Linked DNA regions of Homo sapiens: region 2 is linked to region 1. The links are chromatin loops, found by intact Hi-C in ENCODE. Cell type or tissue: sigmoid colon. All regions are shown on one strand. Links, peaks and the distances in the headings refer to the core of each region. The heading gives the core; the rest is flanking DNA.

Region 1 (2,924 bases), core at 113-2,612:
CATTGAGACTTAAGAGACTAGTTCCTGCTGTAAATTATTTTAATGAGTTCATTTCTAAAATGTTTTATGAGGTTGAGAAGTGTGGTGTCAAATTATTTTTCTTAAATCTCTCATCGCTTTAAATGGCTTTCAGAGTACGTTTCAGGGTAACATTTCCTTTCAGAAATTCCTTCCAAGTTTAGTGGCTGTTGTTTTACCAATCAGGTCTTTCTCCAAGGATGGTTTTAGTGCACGATTTTTCATGACTCAGCTCAAAATGAACAAGACCTCATTGTTGGCTTTCTTGTTTTTGCACCAGCATTATTGACAAGATCTGCATAACTCTTGGAAAAAGGTCTGTTGTCTAACCAAGCTACTATGGAAACCTGATCCAGGCCATTTAGAAGCCTGATGCCTTTTCCTCTTGAATTTGTGAAGAAGTTTGAGACTGGTCAAAGTTCCCTTAGAAAATATTCATCAAGGCAGAGGAACACAGCTTGTTCACTGCATTTCACTTTTCATCTTAAATAAGCTTTGCAAATAGACTCACTGGCCCAGGGTGAAGGGGGCACTGCCGAGAGGGCATTATAAAGCATGAAGATTTCACTTATTTTGTTCCTTATGTTCTGACTAGGCAGGAGCAGGGAGGAGCAACAGCTTGGCTTATTTTTTTCTTTTTCTTTTTTTTTTAAGCACACTCACGAAAGTGATGGTTGGAAAAATATTGTAGATGCCTGCTCTACATCAGTAAATAATTCTATATTCATTAGAAGCATTCAAGCTTTACCTCAAACATGCAGGTTCTAAAGAGAAGCCCAGAAATGCAGTCTACACTCCGCTCTCCCTTAAGAATCTTCCTTCCCCCGCTCCTTTCCTTAAATACCAAATTGAAAAAGAACAGAACACTTGAGGAAGATGAAGAAAGAGTCCATGCATCACCTTGGGAGCCTACTCTGCCTTATATAGAGAGAAGCACTAGGAATGACCTAAGCTGTGTCTAGTCAAGGGCTTTGCTCAATAAATTCTCCAGGCCACTTCCTTTCTTTGTTTATTGCCAAGTATTCTGAGGTCTTAAAAGGGTAGAGGGAGACTTCACTTCCAGTATCTTTAGGTATAAATCTTATCCCAGTAAAACAAGGCTTGCACAATTTATAATGTGGCTATTCATCACTATTTATGATTCATATGTACTTAACACTTTATGATGACTCTGACCACAGCCGTCTCTCATGGAACATATGCCAGAGGAGTAGAGCCTTGGGGATGTCTCCTGTTAATATTGACAGGATTCCTTACTGCATGACAACTGGGAACTGAGTGTCTGTGAGTGAGCGATGGCCTCCTTCTTGAGATTGATGTGTATGATGTACCTGTGGTGTGCTTGGTAGGGTACAGAACCTGAGGAGATCACAGTTTTCTTTCATCCTTCCTAGAGGTGATGATAATATGACCCCACCATTATCTGGGGTAAATGGGATAACTCACAGACTCTACCCCTAATTCTTGTCAATATTTCAAACTCTTTTTCCTGCCAGATCTTTTATGCAAGGTGGAAAATCACTGCTATTGAGGTTTGTCTTTCTCCACTCCTTTGCTCAAGTTATGCAGATCTTGTCAATAATACTGGCACAAAAACAAAGCAAGTGAAAGAGTTTGAATAGTCTGATGCTGGATTATCCTCCTTCAGTGAGCAGGAACCGCAGTCATTTCTGTACCAGAGGGTACAGCTGTTGCTGGGGTGCAGTTTGGCCTTTCTCAGATTTCCCTGAGGAGGAAGAAGTTTTCCCCCACAGTTTCCTTTATAGACTCTAAGCCATTGGTTCAAAGGTTTTCGAGAAGGTGGTCAGATTCCTGGCAGACTCAATGAGAGGCAGATTCTGGGTCTGGGGGAAAAACTATTGTATTATAAAATATTAGATCATTAACTATCAATCACCAAATTTTATTGGGTACCTACCAGGCACTGTTTTAGATGCTTGGGATACATCACTGAACATAAGAGACAAAAATTCCTGCCCTCATGGCGCTTACATTTGAATGGGAACAAACAATAAAAACAAAATAAATAAGTAAGTAAAAAGGCAAGGGATATTGGAATGTTGGAAGGGTACAGTTCTGATTGTAAGCAGTGCTGATTAACCAGGGTGGCCAAGATAGATCTCCTCAAAGAGTGAAATTTGAGGAAACAGTTGAAGGAGTTGAGAGAGTTAGCCTCAGAGATATCTGGAGGGAGAGCATCCAGATGGAAGGGACAGACCAGACAAAGGCCTTAGACAAGAGACTGCTGGTGCATTTGAGGACAGCAAAAAGGCCCTGCAGCTGGAGCACCGTGAGTAATGGGGAGAGTAACAGGAAAGGAGGTCAAAGGCAGTAGGGTGGGACACAGCAGGTAGAGAGTTGTGAGCCATCATAAGGACCTCAGCTTTTACTCTGCGTGAGATGGTCAGCCACTGGACAGTTTGAGCAGAGCAGTGACATGACCTGACCTTTTTAAAGGGTCATTCTAGTCGCTGTACTAAAAATAGGCTCTGGGAGAATGAGCAGAGAGACCAGTTAGAAGGATGAGGCAATAATCAAGGTGACAGATGATAGGGTGCCTCAGAGCAGAGTGGTAGGAATGGCAGAGGAGAGAGAAAGGGAGGACTCTGGATATGTTTTTAAAGCTAAATCCAAAAGGATTTCCTGATGGGTGGGTGAGTGAGTGAGTGAGTAAGTGAGTAAATGTACTCTAGTTCCAGACAGTACTATGATAAGCCTGAGCGGGCTTATCACCACCATAGTGCTTCATGATGATCTCATTCAATTTCTCCCAACAACTATTTGAGATACAGACTGTTTTCATCCATTTTACAGATGAGGAAACTGGGGCTTAGAAAAGTTAAATAGTTTTCCAAGGTCACACAGGTCGGAAGGGGTATATGATTTGAATCTAGGTGTGGGTGACC
Region 2 (2,924 bases), core at 170-2,669, 470 kb after region 1:
TCTTTAGGCCACAGAAATATAGTTTAATTTTGACTTCAAAAAAACCAAAGAGATCAAAATCTTTTTACAAAAACCAAAATACAAGCACAAAGCTATAATACTATTTAAACAAATCACCAAATACAACTGTTTTCAGAAGTAAACATGCAAAATTTTTTGTTTTATTATCAAATAACAAAAATATTTAGCTGATGACAAGTCTTTTAAAGTGAATTATGCTATCAAATTGAAATTTTTGTGGATGTGTAATCTAAGTCAATCAAGTACATGTTATCATTCGATAATGGTTTGTCAAATGGCTGGGTCAAAATATCTGTCTCAAAATAGGTACCTTAAATTATCATGTATCTGTGGTTGGCAGGTAGGACTGGTCGTGACCAGAGTCAGAGAAGAGGATCTTGTCCAAGGACCCCAAATATAACTCTTAATGGACGTGCTGTTTCTTTTGTGCTAATAATTTTATGCATTTTTAATCAAAGGAAGATACTAACTTACCCAAGAGGAGGGAATTACATGCATTAGGAGAAATAATTTATATGAAAAAATCAATGATCTTCAACTTATGATGTTGAAATAAATGGTAGTCTTCAAAATACTTTTAAAACTTCAAAATATGGGATGGAAATTATAAATTTAGCCAAGATGTAACTTCATAGACAGACTTTTTTTATTGCCCTCTGTCTGAAATTATATCAAATCCACAAGGTAGCTAGCATCTCTTATATCATATTAGTCAGGGAACTCTGAGCAGCAGTTAAATGTGTCACTGATTAAATGGAAAAAAACAAATCATTTCTGAATAAATTTAATTTGTTGAACAGGCACAATAGACGTTTCTTGGTGAAGACAAGGCTGGACTACTACTGAGTGGTATCTACTGAGTAGGGCCTGAGGAAATCCAATATAGAAAAGGTAGATATTGATCAAGTGGGAAAGGGGGAAAGGCTGAAGCTCCCTTGGCAATGGACATTTTTAGCAGTATCAGGTAAGGTCTTGAGGATTCTGAACCCTATTACATCTTCTTCACTGTTTGGCTTCAAATGGCCCTGGTGTGGAATAGAGGTAACTCAGAATTAGAAACTTGCCTTGGGTAACTGAGAGTTCTTAATATAACAAATATGGTGAGAGTATTCCCTCTCCCATCATACCCAGTAATGTGCTAGGGGAGGCTGAACTAAAAAAAAATCTTAACCTTCTTGTTAATTAAAGGGTCAACTTTAGAACTTCAACACAGTACTAGATGAGAGAGCAAAACCAAACAGAATGATGACCACGCTGGAAATTCCTCCCTGTGTGCTGCTGGCGCTGACATCCTGATAGAGTTCAGGCGCCTGGTGAAGCTACACAGACGGTGCCTGGTCTCCAGACCACATGCTTTTCATCTACGTCATAAACATGAAATTTCTGAATTGTTCCATTGGCATTTTCATCTCTGTTTAGATAGAGATGTTATAAACTTTAGTTATATAATTGGGACCCATATCATGCCAAAGTAAAAAATTTAAACATTTCCATTCACTTGCCTGAGACCTCCTTCTCCTAATTTTGCAAAGCTGACTTGGTCATTTCAGTAACTCACAATTATTTACTCTGACATTTTGGGATTACATCAGACATTCTATGGTACAGTTATTTTCCAATGACCAAAGTCATATCTTATTCTATCTGCCTACTTGATAGCAAGTTAGTGTGAGTGAAAAGCCTTGGCAAATACATATAAGTATATAAAAGAAAGTTAATTTGTTTAGGATGGAAATTCTTTTACCACCCTAGAACTGCATTAGCATCATAATTATTTCAAATTTGCTTTCATTTTTAAGAAGGGTGCCCAAAGTAAAGTCTACTTAGAAAAAACAATTTTTTAGATTAAGATAATGATCATTTTTCTAATTATGTACATCTTTAATATATGCTCCAATAACTATGAGCTGAGAGTTGTAATGTTGTCTCCCTATAAACTTGAAGAAGCTTTTAACTTCTGGTATGTTGTTTTTTTCTTCAGTAAAGTAAGGATAAATACTGACTTCAAAAAATTCATGAGTGGTAATGATGTTACCTAATTTTTGCAGATGACAGAAGCTGTATAATTATATATGTTGCTGATGCTATACTTAGTTTTATATATTCTTAGGAAGTTTTCCTATATTATTTGTAATTGTAAATGTCGCTGAAAGTATTATTAGTAGTCACAATAGGAATGAAGAAAATGAACAACATAAAGAGTTGATTACCATACAAAGTTATTATTTTTTACAAAAGAGGTTAAGGAGCAGAATAACATCTTTGCAGACAATAAAAGCATGCCAGAAATAAATGCCCACAAAATAAATGAAAATGATACCTAATATTTCCAACTGAGCCAAAAACAATTGAGAAAATGATAGAAGCTATGAAATAAAAACATGAATCAGAATTTTAAAAACTCAGAAATATGATAATTGAAGAGAAGGAAGATTTTAACAGAGAGGTAAAGTCAGGAAAGAATTAGAAATAAAAGGAAAAAAGAATTTCAGGAATGAAGACTATGCTAGAAGGAAGGAATGCAAGGACAAAATAATGCAACAGATATTAGTTTAAGAAAAACAAAGTATGGGTGGGAGGAAAGACATTCGTAATAGCCCCAAACTAGAAACAACCCAGATATCCATCGATTGGTGAAAAGATAGAGAAAATGTTATTAATAAAGGAACACTACTTGGCAATAAAAATAATTGAACTACTTATACATACAACAATATTAATCTCAAAAGCATTATGCTACATGAAATAAGTCGGATATAAGAAAGACTATGTGCTGTGGAGTTCAATTAGATGACATTCTAAAAGATGGCAAAACATAGGAACAAAATACAGATCAGTGGTTGCTAGAGATTGAATTATGTATATGTGGGTAAGGGGGAGGCAATTGACTGCAAAGGGGCATG

The links. A loop is a pair of places that touch in the nucleus more often than their neighbours do. Peaks named below come from ENCODE experiments on the same cell type or tissue, not always from the same donor. Only the 100,000 strongest peaks of a DNase experiment are listed, where the experiment ranks them.
Region 2: a loop joins it to region 1, with 6 times the contacts of the local background. A loop is called at or near these places in 1 of 110 quality-filtered maps.

Annotation. Positions count from the first base shown.
Region 1 is chr14:31,991,164-31,994,087 of GRCh38, forward strand. No RefSeq gene overlaps it. Among named protein-coding and RNA genes, the nearest start is that of LINC02313, 48 kb to the left of the region's middle. In sigmoid colon, for the core only: no CTCF peak of the experiment used is centred there; no DNase peak of the experiment used is centred there.
Region 2 is chr14:32,456,345-32,459,268 of GRCh38, forward strand. All of the region lies in intron 2 of AKAP6 (A-kinase anchoring protein 6), which reads left to right. Among named protein-coding and RNA genes, the nearest start is that of AKAP6, 130 kb to the left of the region's middle. In sigmoid colon, for the core only: no CTCF peak of the experiment used is centred there; a DNase peak (open chromatin) is centred at 1,317.